Linked DNA regions of Homo sapiens: regions 1, 2, 3, 5, 6 and 7 are each linked to region 4. The links are chromatin contacts, found by Hi-C or POLR2A ChIA-PET in ENCODE. All regions are on one chromosome and are shown on one strand. Each heading gives the region's core, a stretch centred on a gene start or an enhancer-like site at or near the end of the contact. The rest is flanking DNA. Distances are from core to core; before and after follow the strand shown. Region 1 holds the start of RC3H1-DT (RC3H1 divergent transcript). Region 2 holds the start of TMCO1 (transmembrane and coiled-coil domains 1). Region 3 holds the start of ZBTB37 (zinc finger and BTB domain containing 37). Region 4 holds the start of SCYL3 (SCY1 like pseudokinase 3). Region 5 holds the start of MGST3 (microsomal glutathione S-transferase 3). Region 6 holds the start of RABGAP1L (RAB GTPase activating protein 1 like). Region 7 holds the start of DARS2 (aspartyl-tRNA synthetase 2, mitochondrial).

Region 1 (3,903 bases), core at 1,349-3,848, 4.1 Mb after region 4:
AATCTGAAATACAAAACCTTACCACTTAAAAATATTTATTTTCAGGAAAATGATATTAAATATGAGGTAAATCTGCCCTTGACATAACACGGTGAGATTGTTTTCATAACACAGCACATGAACCACTTAAAACTTACAACCTATAAATTACTACAATTGTTCTAATAGGTTTAGGGCCATACATAAATTTAAGTATCATTATAACACAGACTTTACTTGGAATCTGTGCTGACCTAACAAAATTAGCACAGAAAAAAAAAAAAAATCACAGATTTGAGCACCTGAAAAACGGTGTCCTTTCTGAAATATCTGCAAAAAAGTCACAACATCAGGAGCCATAGAAAGTTGTTATTTCTCCATCATTCAAAAAATCAAAACATCTCCAACATTATTTATGCTAAGCATAAAATGAAGGTCAGTATTGATATTCATTCACTATACTTCAAATCCTAAACAAGAAAATTCAACCTTTATGTTTATTCAATTGCTAATCTATTCAGTGTCAATTGTTGTGGAAGAACTAAGAACTAGACTAGTGCTGCTTATAATGTTTTTAATTAGAACAGACTTGGACCAATTCTACTTAGAAATTTACCCTTAGAAGAGGTGAAAGATATTAACTGGCATCTTTTCAGCACAGGTCAGTGCTGAAAAGAACACAACCTATAACCCTTAGGCCTTGCAGTTGAATGTTAACAAGTGAAAAGCAATCTCCTTGGATGTATCCAAGCGATTTTAATATAAATTTCTGCATACCTAGGTAGAAAGTACTTTAGAAATAAATCTACCTTTTCCCTCACTTGTAAGAAAATGTGGTAGAAGCCTTGAAAAATTAAGTTTAAGGCTGAGCGAGGTGGCTCACGCCTGTAATCCAAGCACTTTGGGAGGCGGAGGAGGGCAGATGACTTGAGGTCAGGAGTTCCAGACCAGCCTGGCCAACATGGTGAAACCCCGTCTCTACTAAAAATACAAAAATCAGCCGGGCATGGTGGCGGGCGCCTGTAATCCCAGCTACTCCGGATGGTGAGGCAGGAGAATCGCTTGAATCCGGGAGGTGGAGGCTGTAGTGAGCCGAGATTGTGCCACTGCAATCCAGCCTGGGTGACAGAGCAAGACTCCGTCGCAAAACAAAACAAAAACGAAATCAAATTTCAAACTCAGAGAAAAGACTGGTCTTGAACAATTTCAGGAAAAATTACTGAAACACGAGACAAGGCACAAGAAGCTCTATGGCCGGAGATGAACCACCTGTCTCCTTTCGAAGTGCTTCCTGAGGTCCACTTTATGCTAGTTAATGTTGCTTCTTATACTGCATGTTAGTAATTCAAAACGCCTAGCTGGAATAAAAGTCCTCTTTAAACATTACAGTTTGTCTCCGCGTTGCCAGTGTTTGTTTCCAGTTTCATAGGCTATTCTGGTATGTCAAGAGTTGTGTTATTACTGTTCCAAAAGAGCCCTTGTTTCAATCCACTCTCACCTGGGATGCGGGCATAACTGATGTTTATAGAACTGATACTTAGAGATGTTTAGAGAGGCGCATCCCTTACCACTCCATCCTTTACCGATAACCACATTTTATATGTTTTTGTTGCATTTAAGTTTTTTGTTTTTTTTTTTTAAAGACACCTGCACACACACAATTTTCCCATCGCCAGCAGGGAGAAGACTACCAGGCTAGATCTCCAGGGACTTCAGGGAAACAGACACCGTGAAATCCACTTGGCCAAAGAAGGGGAGCGCTTCAGGGGCTGGGGGAGGAAGCAGCCCTGAGGTGCTGGGAGGCCGAGGCGGCGCCTGTTTACAGACGCCTTCGCCCTCCCCCACCCCCACAGACTAGGGGTCCAAAAAGCAGTTCCCGTGCGCATTCCCCGCCTGGCCCAGGCCCTGGGAGTACCACAGGAGCCAGGTAGCCCTTTCGCCCCCTCCCTCTCGTCCGAGCCTCCCTTCGTCCTCCTCTCGGCCTACCTACCCCGACAGGCCCTACAGGCGGCATGCAGAGGCCTGAGGCCTAAAGGACGCCGGCCACTGACAAGCCCCAGAACAGCCGGCGGGGGCCCTGAGGAGCCTGGGGCCGGCCGGGCTGCCGCTGCCGCGGAGGAGCAGAGGGCGGGCGAGGACAAACCCTTCCCGACCACAGCTGCCTATTGTTCCCGACTGAGGCCCCGGCCGCGGCAGCCCCGCTCCCCAAGTCGCCGCCCGCCGCTCGCTCACCGCGCTGGTCCGAGCAGCAGCTCCTCTCAGCTCCGAGTCCCCGCGGCCGTCGCCACCGCCGCGGCAGCCGCCGCCGCCGCCGAGGCCACCGTTGACTCTGATTCTGTCCCAGGCCGCCGGGCCACGGCTGCCGCCGCCACCGCCAGCACCGCCTCCGGCCTCCCACCTGCTGCTGCTGAGGCTGCTCCTGCAGCAGGGGCCATCTTGTTGCTCGGCCTCCTCTTCCTCCTCCTCGTCCTCCGCCGCCCAGTCGCTCGTTGTCCTCGTCCCCTTCCTCTTCCTCAGGCTCCGGCCCGCCCCGGAGACTGGGGCGGAGACGAGGGCGAGGATCCTCCCTCAGGAGGCGGGGCGGGCGGAGGGGAGGGGCGGGCGCGGGAGCAAAGCTCTGAGTCACCGGCCACCAACGCCCGGAGGGAGACCGGCGACGCTCTCCGCCGCGACCGAAAGTCTCACACGCCCTGAGCAGATGAACCGGTCCCTCGGTCCGGTCTGCCCTCCCGCACCGGCGCCTTTGGGCTCAGCGGGCCAGTGGCCAGATGGCGAGAGTAAATTGGGGGAATTTCTTTCGTTTCCATCGAACCCCACACTACGTCTACTCTTTCGGCTTTCTCAGCCGTTGTCCCCCAACTCTTGTTTCTTTTTCACGTCTTGTCCCCCACCCCATTTTTCTTCTTCCATATTATCCAGGTTCTGGATCTCATCAGCTTTGTCCTCGTCACCCCTCTGGGAGTTCAGCCTCCTAAGGCTGTGAAACAGCCCAAAAGGCCCGGACACGCTACTCCAAAACGTCTCTCCTGGGCTGTGTGAACAATAAGAGCTATTTGGGGACGACAGGAAAAGATATGGCCCATAGAAGGGCTCCTGAAATCTAACCTTGCGACTCTTTAAAAGTTTCTTGTCCCTTGTGGAAAAGGTGCCGTTTTGGTTTTGGGGAATGGGAGGTCCCTTCAGACAATTCATTTTAGCCAAACCCTCGCTTTTGAGAAGGGGAAGAAATGGGATTATTGTAACACCATACAGTACTAATTTCAAAATAAATCATCTAGAATAGAGGAGAGAGAGAGTCCCCAAATAAACAACCATTTAATACCTCTACTCGGCGCTATCACCTTTTTTGCTTCAGGATTTGACCAAGAGAGCAGAGATTATGTTTTTCTGTCCTTTCTTCACTGTTTACATCACAGTACCCCAAGAGAAGCACTTCTGCCTTTAACTTGATACATTGGAATCGCTATCACAGATAGTGTTTTTGTATTATTTTTAAGAAATATCACACACCTTCCTAAACTCTTGGCAGAGAAGAATTCTTTTTAGTTGTTAGCACCCTCCTGCTACTGAGATCTCAGCTTCTGTTTAGAAGACCTATTGTTGTCTTTCCACTGATTGGAATTTGCTGCCTCTGAACTGGGTTTAATCTGTAATCGTCTTTTCAGCCTACTAAATAGTAACCCCAGTCCTACAGAGAGTGAATTTCTAGCTACCACAGGGGGATTTAGGTTAGCATGTGCCAATCTAAAGGGATCTCTTAAAGCCTTTCCCTTCTCAGACCAGGCCTCTGTACCCTGCTAGGAAAAACAGATTAATCTGCTCCTCCTGCTTTTCCTCCTCCTCCCTTCTTCTCACTCCTAGGGAACCTTCCACAACAGAAGGTTTTAGCGACTGTTGCTAGGCAAACATGCCAACTTCCTTGTT
Region 2 (4,063 bases), core at 193-2,692, 4.1 Mb before region 4:
TTCAACTTTCTAACCCAACTGAAACTCGGCTTATCTCTGAAGACACCACTTACCTTGACACCAGTCATAATGACATATCATCCTCCAAACATGCCTTAAATGTTAAGATTTCCATATTTTTGCTCATATGTTATTTCTTTACCTGGAATTTCCTTTCCCCATTTCATTCTCTATCCAAATTCTAACTATCCACAAGGAACTGCAAGGCCATCAGCATCATGAAGGCTACCATGGTTCCTCACAACTGAATGAAGCCTCTTCTTCTTTTTTTTTTAAAGACAAGTCTCACTATTGCCCAGGAGGCAGTGTAGTGACACCATCGTGGCCCACTGTAGCCTCAATCTCCTGGGCTCAAGGGATCCTCATGCCTCAGTCTCCCAAATAGCTGGGACTATAGGTGTGTACCACCATACCCAGCTAATTTTTTCTGTAGGGACGAGGTCTCCCTATGTTGCCCAGGCTGGTGTCAAACCCCTAAGTTCAGTCCTGCCTCAGCCTTCCAAAGTGCTGGGATTAACAGGAGTAAGCCACTGCGCCAGATTGAACCTCTTCTTTAGAACCACCACAGCACATAACATGTATCTGCTACGCCCCTCACTTCCCTCTAGTTGGTATTACACATTTTGCATAAAAGTCTTCTATTTCTAAATAGGCTTCAAGTCAGGTTCATCTTTGTATCAGCTGGTGCTCTTAAAATATTTATTGTGAACATGGACTTAATGAGCTTGACGTGTTGAAATTATTTCTAATGTGTTGCCATACTCACATTTTTTACTCTGTTTTTCCACTTCTGCCTTCAGTCTCTTGTACTTGTCTGTCCTGTAAACCAGGACCCAGGTTATGCCTAAAACATTAAAAGCAACATGTTAATAGAGAAATGACTGGAATGATCACAACAAACAAAGTGGTTACTGTTGGAGAAGGAGGAATTCCAACTTTTCGCTTTGTATTTACCCATAGTTAACTTTTTTCAAAGGCTAATACAACTGACTCTTCAGCCAAAACAACAGTAACATGATGTGAAGGTGTCTCCACAAATACCCAAGTGAAATCTACCTGAGACCAAAGAAAACTCGGCAATCGACTCCATACTCCCCTCCTGCTCCTGTTCACGAGTTGCCCAGAGATTCCCTGAAGTGGAGTAGATGAGCCTCTCAAGCAAGTAAGGCTCGCGATCTTTCCCCTGGTGGCACAGGGGACCCCGGGGCCCTTCCTCCCGGGGACTGATCAAACGTCTGAGAAATACCCGCTCTCACCCTCTGCGAGCAGAGCCGTGCACACAGAGATAAAAACGATGAGGAGAGTGTCCGCGAACATAGTGCTCATCTCGCACCTTCGTCTCTGCACTCTCACCCGCCAGGGGGAAAGCGCTCTACAGCCAGGAAAAGTGAAGCGAAAACGGCTTCCGTAGACTCCGCCACCACCGAGTAACAGACCAACTCTGACAGCCCGAAGATCGCACTTCCGCTTCCGGGGCATAGCACCGGAAAGGCTCGTATCGGAGAACGGTGTGGCCACGAGAGTCTAGAGGAAACCAACCCGCAACTCACTGGAGCTGAAGGGCTGGTAGTCAGGCCGAATCTCGCGAGAATTGGAACTATTTCAGAGCCAGAGGAGGATAGTGGCGGCGGCGAACTTTGCCCGGTAGATTTTACTGACTGGGGTGCTGGCGCGCGCCTTTTTCTCGGCCAGAATCCAGTTATTGGGATAGTCTTGACTTCTACCTCAGCCCAACTTCTGTGGTCGTAATATTAGTTTAGCTTGGGTTTGCCGTGAAGTAAGAAGACTGACTTCCGCAAAGGTACTGAACGACTGGGTGTAGGTGCCAGGGCATGGACGTGAAGCTGGAACCGCGAAATGAGTTAGTTGTGGGCCGCTGGCCTCAAGGAGCGAACGTCAGCGCGAAGAGGAGAAGCTTGTGCATACGCTCTGATAAGGGTTTTAATAGAGGTATTACCACAGTGCTGCGTGACACGGTTGAGAGAGTGGTCAGAAGAAGCTAATGAAAGGAATTGAAGCAGTGCCTTAGGGGAGTAGGAGTACTTTTGGAGATAGCAAAGGACTTTCTAGGCAAAGTGGAAGTCAAAGCACGGATGCCTGAAAATTCATAGTGTGATAGTGCAGTGAGTAATGTATCTAGAGAAGGGGTCTTAAACCCAGATGCCTAGACTGGCGAGAGAAAATAAATTATCTTATGCAAGCTGAGCCTAAACAAATGGTGGAAGTTACTACGATGGATAAGTGAGCATTAAGTTCATCTGAAAGGAGAATTTGATACCCAAATCCAACCCATTTCTCTAGGAGAATGAGCACCCAGTTTCTGAGATGTCTTCGTTTCTCAGGAAAATCCAGAAATCCTGGGTTTTATGTGAAACTTAATTTATAAGTGTTGCTAACTAATTAAAATTCAAAAATGTCTCAGCAGCGTGGTTTCAGCCATTGTAGACGGTTTCAGCTTTTTCACACTGGGGTGTGTGTGTGTATGGGTGAAAACCTGGAAGCTGGCTGAGCTGTATCCTCTTGTACTTCCTCCTATCATTGGTGTTTTTTTGTTTGTTTGAGATGGAGTTTCACTCTTGTTGCCCAGGTGGAGTGCAATGGCACAATCTCGGCTCACTGCAACCTCTGCCTCCGGGTTCAAGCCATTCTCCTGCCTCAGCCTCCCAAGTAGCTGGGACTACAGGTGCCCGTCCCCACGCCCAGCTAATTTTTTGTATTTTTAGTAGAGACGGGGTTTTGCCATGTTGGCCAGGCTGGTCTTGAACTCCTGACCTCAGATCCACCCACTTCGGCCTCCCAAAGTGCTGGGAATACAGGCGTGAGCCACCGTGGCCGGCCCTCATTGGTTCTTTTAAACTGTACTGCACTTAAATATATAATTCTCCTAAACACTACTTTTGACTTTTTTTTAGCTTTATGTGCATTTCTTGTCTCCCAGACTTAGCAACAGAGACCCTGTCTCCTTTTTAAGAAACATTATTGAGCTTCTACTATATGTCAAGAACTGTGGTAGGCACTGTAGGGTCAAAAGGATGGTTAAGAGAATATTCCTGACTTCTAAGGGCCCAGGGAGATTATATAATATAATAAGATTATAGGTATTATAGAGGTATTCTTAAAATGTTGAGGGGGTACAGATGAAAACAAGATGTATTCTTCCTGGGGAGTTGGAAAGGTTTCAGAAAGATCATATTTGAGCTAGACCTTTATTTGAGCAGTTCAGACAAGGATAGGTTTTTATTCACCTTTGTATCACCCAAGGTAAGTGCTGAGATAACAATAAGAGCATGATCTTGGAAATCAGACCTGATTTTAAATTCTTGCTCTGCCACTTACTTGACAGCAGTCCTAGAACCTATTGTTTAGCATCTTTGAGCCTTCAAAATGGTGGTAACATCAGCTATGAAGACTGGATGAGGAAAAGTATATTATAAAGCATTTCAAGCAGTGCTTGGCACACACAATTCATCAAATTCAACATGCTATTCATTGTAAGACGCATCATTATTTTATCTACTACTAAAGAGGAAAAAATAACTAATTAAACCATGACACACCATTGATTGTAAGAAGAATCCCATTCAGAGATGTTAAAATATGAAAAAATGAGAAAATATGAAATATATTAATAAGCAGTTAAGTTATTCCTGTGTAAATGTTTACAACCATGGACTGCTAGGATACACTTCCTTTTCTAGGGTAATGATGTCATGACACTATGCCCCTTGTTTAAGAACAGTGCTAGAAGTCAGGCGCGGTGGCTCACGCCTGCAATCCCAGCACTTTGGGAGGCTGAGGCGGGCGGATCACGAGGTCAGGAGATTGAGACCATCCTGGTTAACACGGTGAAACCCCGTCTCTACTAAAAATACAAAAAAATTAGCTGGTCGTGGTGGTGGGCGCCTGTAGTCCCAGCTACTCGGGAGGCTGAGGCAGGAGAATGGCGCGAACCTGGGAGGCGGAGTTTGCAGTGAGCCGAGATGGCGCCACTGCACTCCAGCCTGGGCGACAGAGCAAGACTCGGTCTCAAAAAAAAAAAAAAAAAAAAAAAAGGAACAGTGCT
Region 3 (4,096 bases), core at 830-3,329, 4.0 Mb after region 4:
AGATACATCAGACAGATAGTACATCTCTTCATGATTAAATCTGCTGAACTATGCAACCATCATAGTATCTGTTTTCACATTTTCTTCAGTATTAAACTTAGTATCAATATGAGAGCAAAATTCTCATTTGAAAAGAGGGGAGAGAAGCACTAACATAGATAATCATCATTGCTTTGGCTATTTTCTAATCCCTTAAAAGTGAGAAGTACAAAATAGAGGTGTCTCACCTGTGTGCCAATGGCTTGAGTTAGGCTTGCTCTTTAGGACCTGGGAAGAAACAACTTCATGTGAACTTAGGTGTACTCTCTATGTTCCCCAACTCACCATTTTGGGTGCCTCAGTTAAGATAATGGTGGTTAAGATCCTCATCATTCTAGCACTCAAGAGTAGCAAATAAACTGTCATCATTGTGGCACATCCAATGGCTTTAAACCTTTTTGAGAGGGAATTTTCAACTTACTTCAGTAGCTATTCTCATCCTTCCTTGGGGACACAACTAGAAAACAAAAAGATGCAAGCAAAACAGTGAGAATGAACCTCACAGCAGTCACGTTAAATATAAATGCTGTTAACATTAAAGCCTCAGAATAGAATTTCAGAAATCCCTTCTGTCCACTACTCTTAAAGCATCACAGGCTGAGACCACCTCTTAGATTTCATTCTTCCCACCATACTTTCCCCAATTCTTACCTGTCCATAAGGTGCTATCCAGAGCCACACTGCATCTGCACCCAGCACCATACCTAAAGAGATCAGGTACAGATTTTAATTCATTGTTCCACGGTTCTTTTTTTTAAAGAGTGTTCTTTAAAAAAACGGTTCGTCTTTTTAAACCAATGATGCAGGTAACATACCATTCATTATCTAGCGACAGGTAAAGGATACACTTAATGTTACAAAGAAGCACTGCACCCGCAGTTAAGAACCACCGATGGCGGCCGGGCGCGGTGGCTCACGGCTTGTAATCCCAGTATGTTGGGGGACCACGGCTGGTGGATCACCTGAGGTCAGGAGTTCAAGACCAGTCTCGCCAACATGGTGAAACCCCGTCTCTACTAAAAATATAAAAGCCTAGCATGGTGGCGCGCGCCTGTAGTCCCAGTTACTTGGGAGGCTGAGGCAGAACTGCTTAACTCGGGACGCGGAGGTTGCCATTAACCGATGTCGAGCCACTGCATTCCAGCCTGGGTGACAGAACGAGGCTCGGTCTCAAAAAAGAAAAAAGAAACACTAATGGAAATATTGGTGACACTGCGGAATGCAGGCACTTAAGCACGTGGACTACCACCGACAGCCTTTCATGAGAGCGGACGGCTGATGGAGGCTCGGGTCACGGCCCTTAACAATAGCTTACTCGGGTGACTCGGCATGTGCCACCATCAGAGCGGTTGGCATTCATCATTACTCTCAGATGTCCCTACCAACACAGGCTTCATCAGAGGCAGGGCACGAGAGCCGAGGCTTCTCCGCAGTTCTACTCTAACATAGTCGCAGCTTAGGTCACGCATGCACCATATGTGCAATCCCCCACCATCCTCAACTTGTAGGCCCTGCAAAGGCGCGCGACTGGCTTAGAAGTCCCAGTCAATTCAGGGTGACCTTAGCAGACAAAGGCTGGAGCGCCCCAAAACCCGCAACATTCGCAAAGATAAAACATACCTCACAGGAGTCGACTCCTACCTCGAAAAGACAGTATGGTGCCTGGGCTCCTGTATATAAGAGTTCTTTTGATGACGTCACGACGCACGCTCCCGGCAGCGTCCGCTTCGGCTCCTCCCCCTAACCTCCCTCAATCTTCCTCTCATCCAGTATCACCTTCTTCCCACCCCTTAAGTCCGCCCCTTTTCCCCGCCCTTCCTCGCCATTGTGGGCAGAGACATGACCGTCCACGTGATGCCGTGCTCCCGCCCTCCTCCCGACTGAGGAGGAAGAGCAGAGAGGGGAGGGGGCGCGAGGCAAGGAAAGCTCTGGGGATGGGGGAAGGGGGGGCGGTGTAAGGCTGAGTGATTTCCTTCCGGCACGTCGCCCGCTCCGTGGGAGGGGGTGGGGGATTTCACTTCCGGGACGGTGTTCCGGCCCATTCCGGCCCATTTCCACCCCCGGAGGTAGGTGCTGCTCCTTGACTGGACTCGGGCCCCACACCCCAGTGCCACTTCCCTGCACCGGGGTCACCTCGCCCGCCCTCCGCCGCAGCGCGCTCCTGGGGCGCTCAGCTACTTTCCTTCACCCCGCCTCCAGGCACCGGGCGACCTTCCACCCCCTTGGCCCCCGGCCGGGCTGATCTGCCGGACCCGCCCCCTCGCGGGGCCCCTCCCTCAGGACCCCGGGAAGGGCGGCCCCCTCCCCCACCGCAGCCGGGACACACCCAGATACGCACACCCACCTCCTGGCAGCTCCCCGCCCGCCGCCGCCTGGAGCCGGTCCCTGGGCGCCGCCCCCTTCCTAGTTCTCACCTGAGCGCTGGCTCCCCCGCCCGACGCCTTGTCCCCATCTTCTCCGAAGTTCCTCAGTGACATTTTGCCCTTTAGCCAGTTCCCCTCTCCCCAGGCTTCCTAACGCAGAAGAAAGCTGCTCAAGTGCTGGAGTGGCCAACCCCATGCCGTTCCCAATTCTCCCTTTTACAGCTCTCACCCCTCCAGTGCCGACGGTAGCGAAAGACTTTCCTCCAGGGGCTTCCTCACTGGGGAATTGCCGGAAAGAGCAAACAAAAAAGGCGCTGGTGTAGGCTCCAAAATAAACACATCTGAATTCATGATGGCATCGACAGAGGCTCTTATTGGATTAAAAGTTTCAAAACAAACAATAACGCTTTGGAAAAAGGTCAGATTGGCTAAAGTTGATTGTTGAAAACAGTGTATACACTTCCCTATTTAATAAGTGTGTTGTTAATGCGGGGCAGTACTGTGAGCTTGGCAGAGTAAGTTCCTGAAGTTTCAGGTGTGGTGTAACTATGTAATATATAGATAAGTGAACGCACATTGGGCTTAAGTAAATGTCTTCCTGTTCGGATTTATACAAACTATTTTCAGTAGTTGAAACTGTACTTTCAACTATCTTGTATACAGCTTCAGGTTTAGTGTTTCAGCCATTTTTTAAAAATATTTTAATGGAAAAATGTTGGCATACTTGGTAAATGCTGTATTTTTTCATCGGATCTGGAGAACTAAGTTTCAGGATGGAAGTATTCATCACCACCTCGGAATTGCCAACTTCGAATTTGGCAGATTTACCCAGCTTTCCTAATTTTGACAACTGAACTTCACATTCTCTGCATCTTGGTTGAATCCTGGCACAGCTGTGGGATTTTTCCTAGAGTTTGCTTCACAGCCCTATAACCAAAGTCTTTTTGTGGGGGGGGCTCTGATTCTTAAGCTTAGAAATATTAGCCTACATTCATGTGGGATATTAGTCCTTTTATAAAATAATAAACATAATTCTTGCAGCAGGTAGTAAAATACTAAGAAGAGGGATATCAAGCTATGTAGAATTGCATTTATTCAGAAAGCTTTCCTCCTCCAGAGAAAAGTTGTAAAGTTATGAGATGTTATATTCAGTCTGCAAGTACCTTATAGTTAACACTTAAAAGTCCTTCCCCCTACCTTCTGTTGAACTTCTGTTTTGATGTTATATAACTTATTAGTAAGGAAAGCATGGTCATAACATGAATTTTTAGGAGTCTAAAGATCACTTTTTAGTTTTAACTATGTCCTCCTGTGAAACTTAAACTGAAAAACCTGTTGGTGATTCTGTTTCCACATCTAAATATAAGGAAGGTATTTCTTTTATCTGGAGATTTTGAAACTTTACCAGATAACTATGTTTAAATACTTTTGAAATGGAAACCATCCGGGAAGTAAAATTATAATTATTAATGAGAATATGGTTTCTTTTTTCAGCAGGGTTGAATGCACCCTCAGGCACGACCATGGAGAAAGGTGGGAACATACAATTGGAGATTCCTGACTTCAGCAACTCTGTCCTGAGCCATCTAAACCAGTTGCGCATGCAGGGCCGTCTCTGTGATATTGTGGTCAATGTGCAAGGACAAGCTTTTCGGGCTCACAAAGTGGTGCTGGCTGCCAGCTCCCCCTATTTC
Region 4 (3,738 bases), core at 222-2,721:
TGCTTTAAAAATGATAATTCAGCTAAAATTGATTTATTGAAATGTAAGAAAAACACTTGGCCTTCCAAAATGCTTTCCTGTTGTTTTGAGGACGGGGAAAACACAAAATCTTGCTCATTAGCTTTGAAATTAAAAAGTCACAAGAAGGTAGAAAAGGATATCCTAGTATCCCGTAATAGGTATTTCGTAGCACTTAGCATCTCCACTCTATAATAAAATGCTGAGTTGACAGTCTCTGACTTGAATATGCATCAGTCTTCCCTTTAATAATCTCCCTCCACTCTTTTGCCTACTTGGGCAGCACATAAAATTTCTGGACCGCTTGTAGATTAAGAAAACCCTTGTCTAGGTCAAAGGGCAACTCATACACTCAACTAAGAAACCCGTGTGCTCTATGGAAATGTTTCTACCAAATATTTTCTTTTCCCAGCAATTACTCGAGACTACCTTGGTCCTAGCTCCCTTAGCTTGAAAGTTCCAAAGATAATGGCTTGCACTCTGAGTATTAAGGATGCACTGTACTGGCTGATATTCTGGTATCCAGCGGTAACGTTACTCCGGCCCTTGCTTTCGTGTTTCAGGTATATATTCCCTCTGCGGAACTCAGTCCAGCATTGCTAGCTGACAAGCAATACACAATTAAGTCTTTATGGACCAAAATAATTGTGATTTCAGCTCAAGATACATTTTATAAGAACATGGGTCCCTAAAAACAGCAGTTAACAGTGACCCCCAAAATTCGAGACCCGACTCCGAGAATTTCACATGGATTCCTGAATATGCTCTTCCGAGAAATGTTTCATCTTTATTCTAAACAGAAAGCACTATGCCAAGACAGGAGCCAGCTGGGCCTTGGGGGACGGGCACTGGTCTTGGATCAAGAATGAGGCCGCCTTCCCGAGGGCGGGCGCGCCCCCAGGATCCCCCCGGGCTCGGGCACTGCCGCCCCGGGACAGTGACCCGCCCAGCCGAGCACCCTCGCCCTGCTTGCCGCGACCCCGCGGGGTCACTGAAGGGCCGAGGCGCCGCTCTCGCTTCGCTGGCCCCTCACCTTCCACACCTCCCTGCGAGGACCGACTCCGCGGCCGCCTTGGAGAGCTCTGGCCGCGGGCGCCTCACCCGTCGGGGGCCGCCCGCGAAGCGCAGATTACAGGGCGCCCCACAATCAGCAAGGGGAGGCTGCTCCGAAGCTGAGAGCACAGCTCAACCGGCCGCCGGCGCCGCGCCGAGCTCGCTCCCGCGCGGGCCCCAGAGCGCAGACCCGCGAGCGGGGCGCGCGCCCGCCGCCTCCTCCCCGCCCGGCCCCTTCCCCCACGGCGCAGTCCTGCAAGGACTGGGGGCGCAGCGCAGGGCTCCCTGTTACCTGCAGGAAGGCGGCGGGGGAGGAGGCCGAGGGTCTTGGCTCTGGTACCCTGTTGGCCCCCCTGTTGACACCAACCACCCCTGCCTGCCTGTAAGGCTGTGGCCACTACACCCACAATCTTCTGGGGGCCGGGTTTCTCCTACACCATAGAGACGGGTCCGGAAACGGGACAGAAGGCCCACCTTCCTCCCTCCGACGCCACCAATGAGGCCAACTAACCAGGAACCGAGGTAGAGAGGCCGCACAGCTGAGTCTCAGGCCGGTGCCATCTTAAGTGTGGGCGCCGCGACGATACCGAGTTTCACTCACTGCCCCAGTGGTCTAGTTAGTCCACGAAGATGCCCCCTTTCTAGATGTGTTGGTCGAATGCTTAAGTTTGTCTTGACTTGAATTTTTAGGCTTTTAACAGCACAGTTTTAATTTCATTTCCGCCCAAATCCAAAATGGCTGCTGGCCACTTGTAGCAAACAGTAGAGGTGCAGGGCGGAGAAAAGGAGTACGGGAATTAGCGAGGACTTTCAGGAGAGTGACGTCACTCAACCTGTAGCTTTGATTGGCTGGGCTGCGAGGGTGGAGTCGTGCAGAGCCGCTGCTGGCGGAGGTCGTGGTGATCTCGCTTGATCTTTGAGAGGGAAGGTCCTGAATCACATTTCATTTAGCAAAAAGTAATATTTGAAAATTTTAATATTAATGCAGTAGTTTTGCCCCCCTCCATGCTTTCTGCAGTGTCAGTTACCTGTGGTCAAACCTTGGTTCAGAAATGTTAAATGGAAAACTCCAGAAATAAACAATTCTTAAGTTTCAAACCGCCTGTATTCTGAGTAGCCCGATTAAATCTCGGGCCATCCACTCTGTCCCACCCTTGACGCGAATCATCTGTCGCAGGTAGCCGCGCTGTGTACAGTATCCACTCATTACCCACTCAGTAGCTGCTTTGGTTAACAGATGCACCCGTAGTATAGCAGAGATAATGAGAGATACCACCTGCTTATGTTCAGGTAACCCTTATTTTACTTAATAATGGCCGCAAAGCACAGGAATTGTGCTGACAATTTGGATATGCCGAGGAGAAGCTGTAAAGTGCTTCCTTTAAATGAAAAGGTGAAAGCTCTGGACTTAATAAGGAAAGAAAAAGAGTCATATGCTGAGGTTGCCAAAATCTATGATAAGAACAAATTATCCATGAAATTGTGAAGAAGGAAAAAGATTCGTGCTAGTTAACTAAGCACCTATCATGCACTGTGGCTGTAACTTTTGTAGTTTGAGGTGCAACAGCAAAAGACGGAAAAGGCATTACATTTGTGGGTGGGAGACATGAACAGAAAACGTATTTCAGCTGACCGCAGTAAGTTTTGCCAGAAAGTGTTGAGCCTATAGGAAGACTTAAGAAAGGGATCCCCTGAAATTAGGCACACCAAGCTATTTACTGCAAGTAAGGGATGGCTACACAGATTCAGGAATAGGTTTGGACTGAAAAACATAAAAATAACTGGAGAGGCCACATCTGCTGATGAAGAAGCTGCCACATGTCTGGCAGAGTTGAAGACATTGGTTAAGGAGAAAGGCTTCCAGGAGATTGATGGATAAGTTAGGAAAATCATTCAGGTAGCAATGAAACTGCCTTTGCAAAATTATGACTAAGGCAGTTAAAGAGATCCAATTTAACCAACTCCATCTTGTCCTTAACCTCCATGCTATCCTTGTTCATTCCTGGGCATAGGCTGAACTAACTTTGGAAGGAAATTAGTTTATAATTTACAGTTTAAAACAAAAACAATAAAAGCCCTTTCCCAAAACCAACCTCCTTCTTGCCTGGGGTCTAGACTACCAACATTAGCCACAAGATTAGAAATTATGGTTTGGGAGTCATGCAGCTGGAGGCCACAAGATTCTGACCCTCCCTAAACTGCTCCTGAGATCAGTGCTTCAGATGTTTTGCAGACCCTGCACTTGATGGATCAGCTGGCAACACCCAGATGATAAACTGGCCCATCTGATCTTGTGACCCCCACCCAGAACTGACTCAGTTCAAGAAGACAGTGATGCCCCATAGTTTCATCTCCGACCCAACCAATCAGCACTCCCTGACTTACTGCCCCTCCCCACCCACCAAATTGTCTTTAAAAACTCGACTGCTGGAGGAGACTGATTTGAGTAATAATAAAACTCTGGCCCCCCACACAGCCAGCTCTGCATGAATTCTTTGTCTATTGCAATTCCCCGTCTTGATAAATTGGCTCTATCTAGGCAGACGGCAAGGTGAACCTACTGGGCGGTTATAGCAAGACAAGTTGGTGAAAAAGGATTTGTCAATATGCTTGATGAAGAGGTGGGAGAACATATCAAAGGCCTCACTATCCATTCTGAGGACAGGT
Region 5 (4,089 bases), core at 1,492-3,991, 4.3 Mb before region 4:
GGTGTGGACCAGCCTGAAGCCGGCTTACAGTGGCATGAAAGCAGGGATACAGAGGCAGGACAAAGACAGTTAATTAAACTGTAACAGGTTCATAACTCAGGATTACACATGACCATTGCTATGCAACCCAGATGTCCATTATCTAGGTTTGCCTAGTGCCTAGCACGGCTTATTCCATGACCTTCACTATAGCGTCCAGGTGGCCTGCTCAGACAGTTTATGACCTTCACTCTACTGCTTAGATAAAACAGAATACCTGAAGTCACCAGTTACAGAGAACAGGAATTTTCATAAACTCATACCATAAAACAAAGGAAAATTTGTTTTTCTTCTCCCTATGTGGAGGGAGTGCTGGGAGAGTCTCCAGAGCACATTCCTTTGTGTCCTGGCTCCTTAGATAGTATTATCAAGACTTTCCCTGGGTCTGGGCTGTGCCCATTGCTGCCTCTGGAACAAGTCAGCCTAATACAGGAAAACTTACTTCTCTTTTTAATTTTTTCTTTAACTTCCCACCTCAATAGGACTTGCAAAATATATTATCCTGAGACAAAAGGGCAGGACTTTTGTGTAGCACTTTGTCCTCACTTCACTTGAACTTCACAATAACTTTGTGAGAAAGGTCTTATTCCCCTTTAGAGAGATGGAAGAAAATGATATCCAATATCCAGTGTGGGAGAGGACTGTAACTCTCTTCCTGGAGTGCATCTTATTGACAGAGATCAAAACCTAGAAATTCCTCTGCAAAGGAATTCAGTGAAAAAAAGAAATCATAAGCACGTACACAGATTTATCTACAAGATTGTACACTGCAATAGGAAAGAAGTGAAAGCAAGCTAACTCCAGCAAGAGGATTGGTACATCCATGCTATGAAAAGACATGCACTGATTGCCAAATAATGTTGCAGCATGAACCGTTCAAGAAATGAAAAGCGTCCTACATGAAAAAAATACACTGAGTGCATGACAGGAGTTTTCTAGTCCACAACATACTTAGGTTCCCAGTTGCAAATCAATAAAGTGACACTCTGGTTTATGTATCAAAAGAAAAGAAAAAGAAATGAAAAGCAAAAAAAGGGTTTACATTTTATGAAGTGAACAGAGCAGACCACAAAACAGAATATACAGTATGATTCTATTGTGTGTGTATGTAATTTTTTTGTGGGCTTTTCTGTATCTCCGAAAATTCTAATATAAAGGAATACTGCTTTTGTAATAAGATTTTTAAAAGAAGGTCCTCAGTGGTTAAGTACTTGTCTGTGGTCAGAGATAACTGGCAAAGAAGAGGCCAAATTTTTTTTGAGACTGCAGTCTCCGGTGTAAAATGAGGGTGCAAGGTGCATCCCCGCTCCTGATTTTTGAATCATCCCTTCCACCACCTTGGAATGACTTCTTACGTAGAACAGCCAGCAAGTGGAGAAACTTGCCTCAATAATGCAAAACTGTCTCCCTAACTTACTTCCTTTCAATGTTCAAGCAAAACAAAGCCCTCTCTACATCCAACATGACAGAAACCCAACATGACAGAAAGTATGAGAATGGTTGGAAATTGCTGAAACAGCAACAGTAAAGATTTAATGAGCTCTCAAAGTACCTCTAGATGTGCAAATATGACAACCCAATAAAAAGAAACACACACATAACCTAGAGCCTTCAAAAATCTAGATTTCTGCCTTTCCACACCTTAACTTGGAATCATTCAGGTGGGTTCCTAAGCATTCTCTCGGAGGTGAGGAATCCTCCAAAGAGGAGACTCTAGGAGGGGCCCAGGTGTGGCAATCTTCAAAAGGATGAGGGATGTCCAGAGGAGAGGTGGCGGGAGGGTGCACTTAAAACACGCGAAAATTGGAAACGTGCCTTCTGCAGTCAGTTCCTTCGGATTTTCCGGCATTTAGAAGCCAGTTCTACTCCTTCAGCCCGACCGTATCTGCAGGTCTCACCCAAGACCAAGACCCCCGCCCCCACCCCTCCTCCACCCGGCCTCGAGCCCCGCCCCGGACGCTGGACCCGAGCGTAACGGGAGCAGGTGTTCACATCAAAGGTCTGGGTCGCGAAGGCAGAGACTCCATGTGCCGCAAAAAAAACTCCACGGACAATTGGGAGACTCCTTTCAAAAAAACAAAACTCCGGAGCCACGCGACTCCGCGCTCAGGGGGCGTGGGTACGGCCCACCACGAGGGCAGGGCTCGGCGCCAGCTCTCGGCAAAACTAACAATATTTGTTAGGCCCTAAACAAAAAGGCCCTAACAGCGATAAATCCATTCACTTCGGGAGTGTAGCAACCTGGGACACCAAGCGCCGCCCACGCCCCAGCTACGCGCCTCAGGGACACATCGATTGAGGCGCGGCTACTTTCGCGCACGCGCCTTGCATGCCCGTGCTTCGCCCTTACAGCAGAGCGCCTAAAACCGCTACGGTGGCTCTGCTGGGGACAAATTATTCACGTCCCACTGTTCTGCAAACCCAATCCGGGAGGTATGACCTGGCTGGGACAGTTTAGGAAGATGGCCACGAAGGCACCTGGGGGAGTAGATATATGTTTTTGAGAATGAGAGGAGTAAATCGCTGGACGACCATGAGCAGGAAGAAAATTAGGCCTCCACCTCCCAACCAGTGGCCCTGAGTTGGCAACTTAGACAGCGCGCGCCAGCGCCAGGAGCCCCGCCTTGGGGGCGTGGCCGCGCGCTGGTCGGCTGGGGCGGGGCCTGCTTCTGGCCTCATCTAGCCCCGCCCCAGGCGAGGGCGCCGCACCCACACCGCGCTGCGCAGTTTTGTTCTGCTCCAGCTGTTCGAAGGTGATCCAGGTGAGTGCTAGCACCTGCGGGCAGCCACGAGCACCGGGCCGCCGGGGGCACTTCAGCCTTTGCGCAGGGCACTCCCATATTTCAGCCTATGCGAGCTGAATAGAGACCCGCTGTCTCTAACCTCCCCCCACCCTTATCAGTAAATTAGCGATCTGAATTTCCACCCTCTCTGCTCTCCCCTTGCCTTGCATCTTTTCCCTGGTGGAGTGGGTTGGGAGCGTCTAAGCGAGGCCCGACCTATTTATGTGTAACTCAGGAAAATTCTCAAGGTCAACCCTTCCTCCATTCCTTCCTTTCCTCTCCTGCTGTCCCCGGGCTCTGCAGTCTGGGGGCACCTTTCTGCCTTCCGGAGACCACCCGACCTTGCCCTCTGCTGTTCCGGCGCAGAGGATGGCGAGCCGGACACTGCCGGGGGAGTGGTTGTGCAGGCCTGATCAGTAACACTGGTTTCAGAAGTGGCCTGTGAGCAATGCACCCGCTGCGGTGGGGATGTGTTGCTAGGGACGGTCGGGAGAGCCTCTGAAGGAATTGTGTTTGTTTTCCTCCTGCCTCTTAGAATCGTTTGTCCATTTGTACTGGGAAGGTGGTCATTTCCTACCGCTGACTTAGAGCAAGAGACGCCTCTAGGCGGGTGGGGGACTCTTCAGGTTCTTCCTTGGATTTCAGAAAATGCCCCTTCTTTATGTGGGGTGGCAGCACGGAGCCGTAGGGCTACAGTAGTGGGGCAGTTGCAGGGCGGTGGAAGGCGCTGGAGACTCCTTAGTGAGTCATTCCCCGAAGTTGTGGCTTCTGCTGATACTTTCCTTGAGAGTCACGAGTTTACAAGCTACATAATAGCGTCGGGGGCAAGTAAGTGTGGAAGACGAGGTAAAGGAAAAGCAGATACTAGGATGGGTAGAAGGAGAGGCAGGGGTTAGAACTTTAATTCCTTCCCTGGGGACAGGAGATGCCCTGGAGGGGAAGGCGCTTCCGGCTCTGCAGGTATGTGCTGTTGGGCCTAGGTGTGGTCCTGCGGAATTGCTGCAGATTTTAGATTGCTGGTGGGTAGGAGCTGCAGCGCTTCTCTTGGGAAATCTGTAGATCACCTGGAGCCAGCAGTTCTGGGAGGCACCCCAGGTTATTGGTCAGAGTTACAGGCTATATTTTATTTCAGTGAATTCAGAGAGCACATTGAGTCAGATCAAGAATGTTTATTCTCATAGGAGATGAATTTAAGGAGTTAAAACTAACATATAAAATAGAAACAAATACTTTCATCCCTGGGAAGACTTTCCGTTAAGCTTCCCTC
Region 6 (3,637 bases), core at 6-2,505, 4.3 Mb after region 4:
AAATAGTTACAACACTCTTGATATGTCTCAGCATCTATAGACATTAACATCAGGAAAAGCGGGGGTGTGGGGGGAAGGAATTTGTCAGGGAGGGCCCTTTGGACAAATGTCACGTTTCTCAGAGTAGCTTTTAAATATGGGTGGGAAAATGAGGGCAGGGGAATTGAAGTGGGATAGAAGGGAGATATTTAAACTAAAGTCATTCTATGGCTGCAATCACTGGACACTATATTCACTTATCCATGCAATCACATTCATTGAGTGCTTCCTATGAGTTAGGCAGGGTGCACAGTGTAAGATACAAATGAATGATACAGGTTCACAGCGGTTGTCTAGTGGGATAAAATGCTGCACAGGGCAACCTGGATAAGCCTGACATGTTAGGTGCCACAAAACTACAGAACAAAGTGCTAAGGAGATTCGGAAAATTTACAGGTCATTTCTGGTTGCAGGATCTAGAAGAAGGATGTCCACAATTCAAGGATCAGTACAATCTTCGTAGCGAAAAAGCGTTGGTTTATTCTACCTCTACCTAGTTTGTACCTCAACATCTTTTACCCCAAAGGATAAAAAGGTGCAAATGAGGGCACATTTTCTTCATATAATACGTAATGGTGCTTACTTATTGCTTTCCTGTTCATTCCCCGCAGGTGATTTCCCTCTTCAGTCTCCCCCGAGTCTCACAGAAGGAACTAACAAGGGAGCGCTTCACAAGCACACAGACACCTTCAAACAGGCGCAGAAGAGTACTTGGTGAAAAAGTATTCTTTCAGGTGACTTTCCTTAAGATTACTGAGCATTAAGAATGAAAATATGTAAACCAGGTTTACGAGCAAGAAAATAATCTCTCCACATTCAGAGTTAATCTTCCGAACTCAGCAACTGCCAGTAGAACGCACCCCGGTCAGGGCGGGCTCGCGGGCGCGGTCCCACCCCCAGGCCCCTCCGCCGCGGAGGTTCTCCAGCGCCGCCCGTACTCCCGCCTTTCGCGCGTCCCTGCTCTAACAGCTCTGGTTCTGTCAGGACCTCACTCCTCCGCTCCCGGCGCAACCGCGGCCACGCAGCGACGTGCACGCGCGTGTGCGCCGCCGCCGCCCGGCAGAGTGGGCGCCTCCGACATCAGGAGCGCGCACGCCGCGCAGAGGGGCCTGGACGAGCGCGCTTCCGACCCGCCGCCACCGCCTCCTCCCCTCCTTCTCGGCCCGCCCCCTCCCTCGCCTCTTCCTGCCAGGCGGCCCTTCTCCCCTCCCCTCTCAGTTCCCTCCGCCCTCCTCGGGCTCCAGCGGTGGCGGAGCGAACGGGACCGGCCCGGCTTCAGAGCGCGAGGTGGAGGGTGGAACGCGGGCGCCTGAAGGAGTTGTTGTCTCGGCAGCGCCCGCGGAGACGTGAAGAGGTGAGGCGAGGACGGCCTCCTAGGGACACGAGGGCGGCCCGGCGGCCCGGATCCGCGGGCCGAGGCTGCCTGGGTGTGTTGGCGTCGGGCTGAGCCTGGGGAGGGTCGAGATGGGGCCCCAGCCGAGGACTGGGATGCGGGAGGACCGCGGTAAGGAGGGTAGGGGGCGGGTTCAGGACTGTCGGCCGCCTCCCGGACACCGCAGTTCTCCCAGGTGGCCGCTCCTCGCGGATAGGGCGGGCGGGGTCGGCGCCCTTACCTGGGGGTGGGGTAGTGGCTTTGGCGGCCGCCTCCTCCAGCTGTGCCCTCCTGACATTGCTGCCTCGGCGGCTGCCGCCCGCTGCTACGCTGTGGCTGCTGCTGGATTCGCAGTCCCAGCCGCCCTGCGTCCGGTGGGCGAGTGGTTAGGGTATTTTCTTACCCACACGCAGGCTTCTGTACTCGACCATTTCTCTCCCTCGCCCTTCCTCTTCCTCCGCCGAGCACTTTGCTCGGCTCCTGCTGTTGATGCTTGTGGTTTTGCAGTTTGGGATGGGATGCGTTCCGGGCAGATCCCTACCTGTAGGGAATGCCCCGCTTCAAAGTTGACCTCCTGAGCCATGACAAACACCTCCCCCCAACCCCCACCCACCTTGTGAGTGCTCAGTGTCCTGATAACTGAGTCAAAGTTTCTGAGACTGGGCTAGTACTTTGCACTGGTCGCCAACGGTACAGGGCTGGGCAGTGCGTCAGCATGTGGAAAGGGGCCACCGGCTAGCGGGAGGTGGCCGGGTGCATGGGAGCTGAACTGACGGGTTTCAGATACTAGGCAGTGTGTCCAGGTCCTTGGATCTCTCAGATAGGGTTATATTAGAATATGTACCAAAACTTGGGTGGTCACTTGCAAAATTGGTTTCATGCAAGTAAACTGAAATGCCAGCCTTATTACACTAATGGTAAGGAGAACTTTTGCTTGCCTGACAGATTTCAGCGCAGTTTGGAAAATGATTTTAAGGCCTTTATTTTTGGCACTGGAGGGGTTTAGGGATTTTTAATACATTTAAATTTCCTCGTGCATAGTGGGAGGTAAGTAGTTGCTTGTTAAAATTCTGAAAACACAGTTTCATGAAAACCTTCTGACTTTTCTTACAGTAGTGTTTATATTTGGCATCTTCCGTAGAATATCCATTAGTTATGATGTCAGAAGATACGGATGTGAAGTTTGCTTTTTGTGATCACATTGGAAGTGGATTTTGTTCATGGAAAATACTGGTTCACAAGCTCCTAGTACTAGAAAACTGGCCTGTGATTCATTTTCTCAGTAGAGCGTCCCTTATGAAATTGACAATGAGATTTCTAAGGAGAAAGACTAGTTGAACTTTATGTATACATTATCATCAAATTGTATTAAATGTACACCTGCCTGAGGGGTTAGCTCTAGACTTTGAGTTAGACTGGTGTCTATACTAAATCAGTTCAATAAATGCGCTGATATTATGTATTATTCATTTGGAGAGAAGTAGATAAAGCAGGGCAGAGTTTATATTTTAACATATTATGTAGCCTACATTTGCTCTGATGTGTATTATTATTATTATTATTATTATTATTATTATTATTTTTGAGACGAAGTTTCGCTCTTGATGCCCAGGCTGGAGTGCAACAGCGCGATCTCGGCTCACCACAACCTCCGCCTCCCGGGTTCAAGCGATTCTCCTGCCTCAGCTTTTTGTGTAGCTGGGACTACAGGCATGCGCCGCCACGCCTGGCTAATTTTGTATTTTTAGTACAGACTGGGTTTCTCCATGTTGGTCAGGCTGGTGGAACTGCTGACCTCAGGTGATCTGCCCGCCTCAGCCTCCCAAAGTGCTGGGATTACAGGCGTTAGCCACAGCGCCCGGCCTCTGATGTGTACTAGTAAGTCATATGGGGAGAAGTAGATGAAATAGGGTAGAGCTTATATGTGAACATATTATATAACCTACATTGTCCTCTAGAAAGCTGGAAACAAGTTAGTAAGTCTCAGTACTATTGGGGCATATGGTGAATATACAAACCAACCTAAAAAAGTGTGACTGTAAATAGATGAAGTTTGTTTGTTTCTTTTAAAGAGACAAGGTCTCGCTCTGGCGCCCAGGCTGGAGTGCAGTGGCTCAGTCCTAGCTCACTGCAGCCACGAAGTTCTGGTCTCAAGAGATCCTCCCACCTCAGCCTCCTGAGTAGCTGGGACCACAGGCACATGCCACCAAACCTGGCTAATTTTTT
Region 7 (3,956 bases), core at 407-2,906, 3.9 Mb after region 4:
CATAAGCCACCACACCTGGCCTCTGACATATTTCTTAAAAAGATATACACTTGTCCTCTTAGATGTGGGCTTCACTTTCATTCTCAATTATAGCTACTTATCTTGTTCCCAATCTTAGCCCCTTTCCCTAATCCATCATCAGTCTTTCATTGTCACCACTTTTATCATTACCTTGCTTGAGATCCCATAACAGTTCCCACACATCTATATGAAGTCAAATCAGAATTCCTGTCTGGCTTTCAAGGCACTACTGTATTTGATCTTATTATCTGATCCTATCCAGGTTCATTTTCTACTACTTCAGTTCTTCCCCAAGATCCATCGACATTAGCCTTTCCAAAATCCAACATTCTGCATACACTTCCTCTAAGGTTTTGTATACAACATTGGGGGGTGGGGGGATGGGAGTGAAGAAAGTTCCAGTAGACAATTCTTTAAGAGGTTAAATGACAGCCCTATACCCAAACATGCACCCCCTACTCTAGACAGATGATCACTCTACTGTTCTCCCTGCCTTTTTATTCACCTTATCGCCAATTAAAAACACTTCTCTACTCCCGTTTGTCTCAGTAAATCTTATCCATTTTCCATGTGCCATCTCCTCAGAAGTTTTCCTGAGCTTGGCAGGGCTAGTTCTCTTGACAATTCCACTTGCAGTTGTGGTTCACAGCACACAAGTAAAGCTTTGTTGTTTCTCTTGTGATTAGTCCGTGAAGGGGCTCTGACTTGATCACTTTTCTACATTGCCACCAATACCTAAATCCAACCGCCCCAATGCCAATACTTAGCCAGTGTTAAGCACGTAGTGTTTAAACACACCTCAACACGCAAGTATTGTAAGATAATGACCACACAACAGGGCAAATACAAAGTTAAAGCAGGTCCGGGACCAATACAAAGCATCTTTACCAATAAAATGCCGTGATGACGCTGTCACCCATTCCGGATTCACGAATCATTCTTCAAAAGTCCGGCTCCAAAACTATGTGGAGACTGAAATCCCCTGAAGAAAAAAAAAAAAAACCGCCAAAATGACAGCTAAGACAGAGGCCAGACTAACCCCTGGCCCTCCCAAATTCCCTCTCGCTCCACAAGTGGGTTCACAAGAGACACAAACGCACCCAGGAAGACCTCCGCTCCCTCAGACGCGGGGCGGGCCCTGCGACTTCACTCTGGGAGGGACATTTCCGCTCACCCAGCTCTGCGACCCTCGCTCCTGCGGAGTCAGCTTCTGCTCGCGGAGGGGGAAGGGCAAAAGGACAGTGCGTCCCAACCCGTCCCTCTCCAGCTGAGCCTGTCAGAGACCAGCCCAGCTCTGAAATCAAGCCGTTGAGAAAAGGGAATTCGGCCCTCCGCCGCCTCTTCAGTTTAAAATCGTTTCCCGACTCGCTCTGCGGCCCCACGCAGGAAGCCTCCTTGGCGCCTCGCCGATTCCGTATCAGTGAAGCAACTAAAATTGCCATTTTAACTGAGGGCAAGGCCGAGCCACTTAACCACTATCGTCAACCTTTCCAATCGTGCTCGGTTGCTCCTCAGTTTTCCTACCGGTGCGAAGCTTTCTCTCAAATTTCCGCCCGTAGTAGGCATGGCGGCGGCACCTCACCACTGATTCGTTGAATTCCTTCCCGGTAATCTTGGGCACTAGCGGGCGGAGTTGAAGGGCGCTTGGACCCCAGCGGCGATCTGTGTTTGGGTTCGCGCTCTGGGAGAATTTTGGCTTTGCTCGCCTTCCTCTTTCAGAAGACTCGAAATCGGCCAGCAGGTCTGCGAGATTTGAAACGCGACTGTTACTCCTTGTTTTCCGGTTCTGGCCGCGGGAGCCTCTCGAGAAGCGTGGAAAGAGGAGAAGGGCGTATACCTTGTGACCGCCTCTGGTTGTCTTGGGCTCGCGCCTGGCGCCGCTACGTGGAGTCGCTCTCTCGTCGTCACTTTTGGCTGCCGACTTGTTGAGTAGAAGTGCAGACTGATGCTTTAAGACTCAGGGAGAGGTCTTTCCCTTATCTCCACCCCAGCAAGCACCCCAGAGACCTTGGAGATTTGTCTTGTTTCTAGACACGTGTACTCCAATGTTGTGCGGAGGAGGCCTTAAATATTCGAGAAGAGAGTGGGAACTCCTGGAATTTTAAGGGATTTCTGTGTATTTCCAAAACTGACTTTTAACTACCGGCAGCGTGGGATTTCGTGATTGTTTTTCGCCATCGTGTGGCTCCAACATGTACTTCCCTTCTTGGTTAAGTCAGCTGTACAGGGGTTTATCCAGACCCATCAGAAGGACCACCCAACCGATCTGGGGTTCTCTCTACAGAAGTCTGTTGCAGAGTTCACAGAGGAGAATTCCAGGTGAAAATAGCGAAGAGATCTATCCTATGAACAGTACTTCAGCCTGTTATCTACGGCCGGAGAGCTTTTATTCCATTTTTCATTTTTTCCCCCATTATTATTATTATTATTATTATTATTATTATTATTTGAGACGGAGTCTCGCTCTGCTGCCCAGGCTAGAGTGAAGTGGCGCGATCTCCGCTCACTGCAAGCTCCGCCTCCCGGGTTCACGCCATTCTCCTGCCTCAGCCTCCCGAGTAGCTGGGACTACAGGCGCCCGCGACCACGCCCGGCTAATTTTTCTGTATTTTTGGTAGAGCCGGGGTTTCACTGTGTTAGCCAGGATGGTCTCGATCTCCTGACCTCGTGATCCACCCGCCTCCGCCTCCCATAGTGCTGGGATTACAGGCGTGAGCCACCGCGCCCGGCTTTTCCCCTGTTCTTAACTGGATAGCCTTATGTGTAGAAGCGAAATTCACTCTCATTATATTCATTATACGGCAGTTTTTTTTCCCTGAGTTTTTAGAAAGACCACAAAAAGGTAACCACGTAATATATAGAATACTCTGCTTTTGGTTGATGCCTTAAAAAAATCCTTCTTCGGCCGGGCGCGGTGGCTCACGTCGTTAATCCCAGCACTTTGGGAGGTCGAGGAGGGCGGATCACGAGGTCAGGAGATCGAGACCATCCTGGCTAACACGGTGAAACCCCGTCTCTACTAAAAATAAAAAAAAAATTAGCCGGGCGTGGTGGCGGGCGCCTGTAGTCCCCGCTGCTGGGGAGGCCGAGGCAGGAGAATGGCGTGAACCTCGGAGGCGGAGCTTGCAGTGAGCCGAGATCGCGCCACTGCACTCCAGCCTGGGCGACAGAGCGAGACTCCATCTCAAAAAAAAAAAAAAATCATTTTTCACAGAATTATAATAGTGTTTTCTAGTGTACAAGTGGCTGTTAAACACTAGATTCATACTAAAGCTAAATAGTTCCTACACCGTCCATTTCTGCAGTTTCTAAAATCCTATTTCATTTGAGGAAGAAATGTGCAATATTAAGAATTGGGTAATTAGGATTTTAGGTCAATGCAAATGCTAGAAGATCAAAAAAATTTTGATTTCCTAACACAAGACAGAAATTTACATTCAGTTATTCACTTGGCTTTTGACACATTTGCAGGTAAATTTAATAGTGAATGAATTAAATTACATACTCTGACTTATTTTATTTTATAAATTTCCCCTGTAGCCCTGACATACCTAAGATATATTTTGAGAATTTTCATTTTTAAGCAACCTGCAAGTGATGTATTTTTAATCTTGCCTTTTAAAGTTTCTTTTTTTTTTTTTTTTTAAAGAATTCAGTAGCTTTGTTGTCCGGACCAACACATGTGGAGAGTTGCGTTCGTCTCACTTAGGCCAAGAAGTCACCTTGTGTGGATGGATTCAGTACCGAAGGTAAATTGAGAAAGACAGTCTAAGAATGCATGGTGGTGGTTTTCCCAGGGCAATTCCAAACCTTTACTAATTTACAACCAGTCCGAAGAATAAAACGTTTTGCAACTCCTGCAGGATTAAGAACTTACTGAATTTTCAACTTTGTTTTAGTTTTGAAAGACCCAAGTGTCATTCTCAGTAGACATT

The links. A loop is a pair of places that touch in the nucleus more often than their neighbours do. ChIA-PET counts read pairs that join two places held with the same protein, here RNA polymerase II (POLR2A). Pooled maps may share reads with other maps.
Region 1: a loop to region 4 is called in a map of CD8-positive, alpha-beta T cell, with 5 times the contacts of the local background. The contact joins the promoter of RC3H1-DT here to the promoter of SCYL3 in region 4. A Hi-C loop is called at or near these places in 2 of 168 maps with a recorded cell type or tissue (CD8-positive, alpha-beta T cell and naive thymus-derived CD4-positive, alpha-beta T cell) and 8 of 50 pooled maps.
Region 2: a loop to region 4 is called in a map of B cell, with 36 times the contacts of the local background. The contact joins the promoter of TMCO1 here to the promoter of SCYL3 in region 4. A Hi-C loop is called at or near these places in 2 of 168 maps with a recorded cell type or tissue (B cell and naive thymus-derived CD4-positive, alpha-beta T cell) and 9 of 50 pooled maps. POLR2A ChIA-PET finds 5 or more read pairs at or near these places in 1 of 52 experiments (activated T-cell).
Region 3: a loop to region 4 is called in a map of naive thymus-derived CD4-positive, alpha-beta T cell, with 24 times the contacts of the local background. The contact joins the promoter of ZBTB37 here to the promoter of SCYL3 in region 4. A Hi-C loop is called at or near these places in 2 of 168 maps with a recorded cell type or tissue (CD4-positive, alpha-beta memory T cell and naive thymus-derived CD4-positive, alpha-beta T cell) and 15 of 50 pooled maps. POLR2A ChIA-PET finds 5 or more read pairs at or near these places in 1 of 52 experiments (activated CD4-positive, alpha-beta T cell).
Region 5: a loop to region 4 is called in a map of CD4-positive, alpha-beta memory T cell, with 27 times the contacts of the local background. The contact joins the promoter of MGST3 here to the promoter of SCYL3 in region 4. A Hi-C loop is called at or near these places in 2 of 168 maps with a recorded cell type or tissue (CD4-positive, alpha-beta memory T cell and naive thymus-derived CD4-positive, alpha-beta T cell) and 10 of 50 pooled maps.
Region 6: a map of B cell shows a loop between it and region 4 (28-fold over the local background). The contact joins the promoter of RABGAP1L here to the promoter of SCYL3 in region 4. A Hi-C loop is called at or near these places in 5 of 168 maps with a recorded cell type or tissue (B cell, CD4-positive, alpha-beta T cell, CD4-positive, alpha-beta memory T cell and 2 more), 1 of 37 single-sample maps with no recorded cell type and 14 of 50 pooled maps.
Region 7: a loop to region 4 is called in a pooled map, with 29 times the contacts of the local background. The contact joins the promoter of DARS2 here to the promoter of SCYL3 in region 4. A Hi-C loop is called at or near these places in 6 of 50 pooled maps.

Annotation. Positions count from the first base shown.
Region 1 is chr1:174,019,885-174,023,787 of GRCh38, forward strand. RC3H1-DT (RC3H1 divergent transcript) reads left to right here and starts at 2,599. Exons shown (of 2, transcript NR_187284.1): 1 at 2,599-2,756; 2 at 2,899-3,306. RC3H1 (ring finger and CCCH-type domains 1) reads right to left here and starts at 2,473. Exons shown (of 20, transcript NM_172071.4): 1 at 2,212-2,473. RefSeq lists enhancers at 1,099-1,218, 1,283-1,822 and silencers at 2,029-2,348, 2,459-2,708.
Region 2 is chr1:165,767,426-165,771,488 of GRCh38, forward strand. TMCO1 (transmembrane and coiled-coil domains 1) reads right to left here and starts at 1,443. Exons shown (of 7, transcript NM_019026.6): 1 at 1,257-1,443; 2 at 767-844. The coding sequence starts at 1,326. It overlaps TMCO1-AS1 (TMCO1 antisense RNA 1), which reads left to right and starts at 1,504. Exons shown (of 3, transcript NR_125374.1): 1 at 1,504-1,950. RefSeq lists enhancers at 1,054-1,730, 1,731-2,406.
Region 3 is chr1:173,866,301-173,870,396 of GRCh38, forward strand. ZBTB37 (zinc finger and BTB domain containing 37) reads left to right here and starts at 2,080. Exons shown (of 5, transcript NM_001122770.3): 1 at 2,080-2,105; 2 at 2,625-2,820; 3 at 3,900-4,096. The coding sequence starts at 3,926. GAS5 (growth arrest specific 5) reads right to left here and starts at 1,689. Exons shown (of 12, transcript NR_002578.4): 1 at 1,660-1,689; 2 at 691-743; 3 at 461-496; 4 at 228-267. It overlaps SNORD74 (small nucleolar RNA, C/D box 74), which reads right to left and starts at 1,445; the gene lies at 1,374-1,445. It overlaps SNORD77 (small nucleolar RNA, C/D box 77), which reads right to left and starts at 70; the gene lies at 1-70. It also overlaps SNORD76 and SNORD75. RefSeq lists a silencer at 2,115-2,524 and enhancers at 2,159-3,358, 3,873-3,972.
Region 4 is chr1:169,892,425-169,896,162 of GRCh38, forward strand. SCYL3 (SCY1 like pseudokinase 3) reads right to left here and starts at 1,472. Exons shown (of 13, transcript NM_020423.7): 1 at 1,364-1,472. RefSeq lists enhancers at 640-1,227, 1,228-1,815, 1,490-1,899 and silencers at 910-969, 1,210-1,289.
Region 5 is chr1:165,628,493-165,632,581 of GRCh38, forward strand. It overlaps MGST3 (microsomal glutathione S-transferase 3), which reads left to right and starts at 2,742. Exons shown (of 6, transcript NM_004528.4): 1 at 2,742-2,801. RefSeq lists enhancers at 1,663-2,193, 3,247-3,416 and a silencer at 2,577-2,816.
Region 6 is chr1:174,158,265-174,161,901 of GRCh38, forward strand. It overlaps RABGAP1L (RAB GTPase activating protein 1 like), which reads left to right and starts at 1,256. Exons shown (of 26, transcript NM_001366446.1): 1 at 1,256-1,393. RABGAP1L-DT (RABGAP1L divergent transcript) reads right to left here and starts at 1,023. Exons shown (of 4, transcript NR_121197.1): 1 at 900-1,023; 2 at 623-726. RefSeq lists silencers at 962-1,361, 1,482-1,661.
Region 7 is chr1:173,823,017-173,826,972 of GRCh38, forward strand. It overlaps DARS2 (aspartyl-tRNA synthetase 2, mitochondrial), which reads left to right and starts at 1,657. Exons shown (of 17, transcript NM_018122.5): 1 at 1,657-2,340; 2 at 3,671-3,770. The coding sequence starts at 2,214. CENPL (centromere protein L) reads right to left here and starts at 1,867. Exons shown (of 6, transcript NM_001387287.1): 1 at 1,196-1,867; 2 at 910-1,003. RefSeq lists enhancers at 1,144-1,383, 1,361-1,879, 1,614-2,173, 1,880-2,397, 3,039-3,552.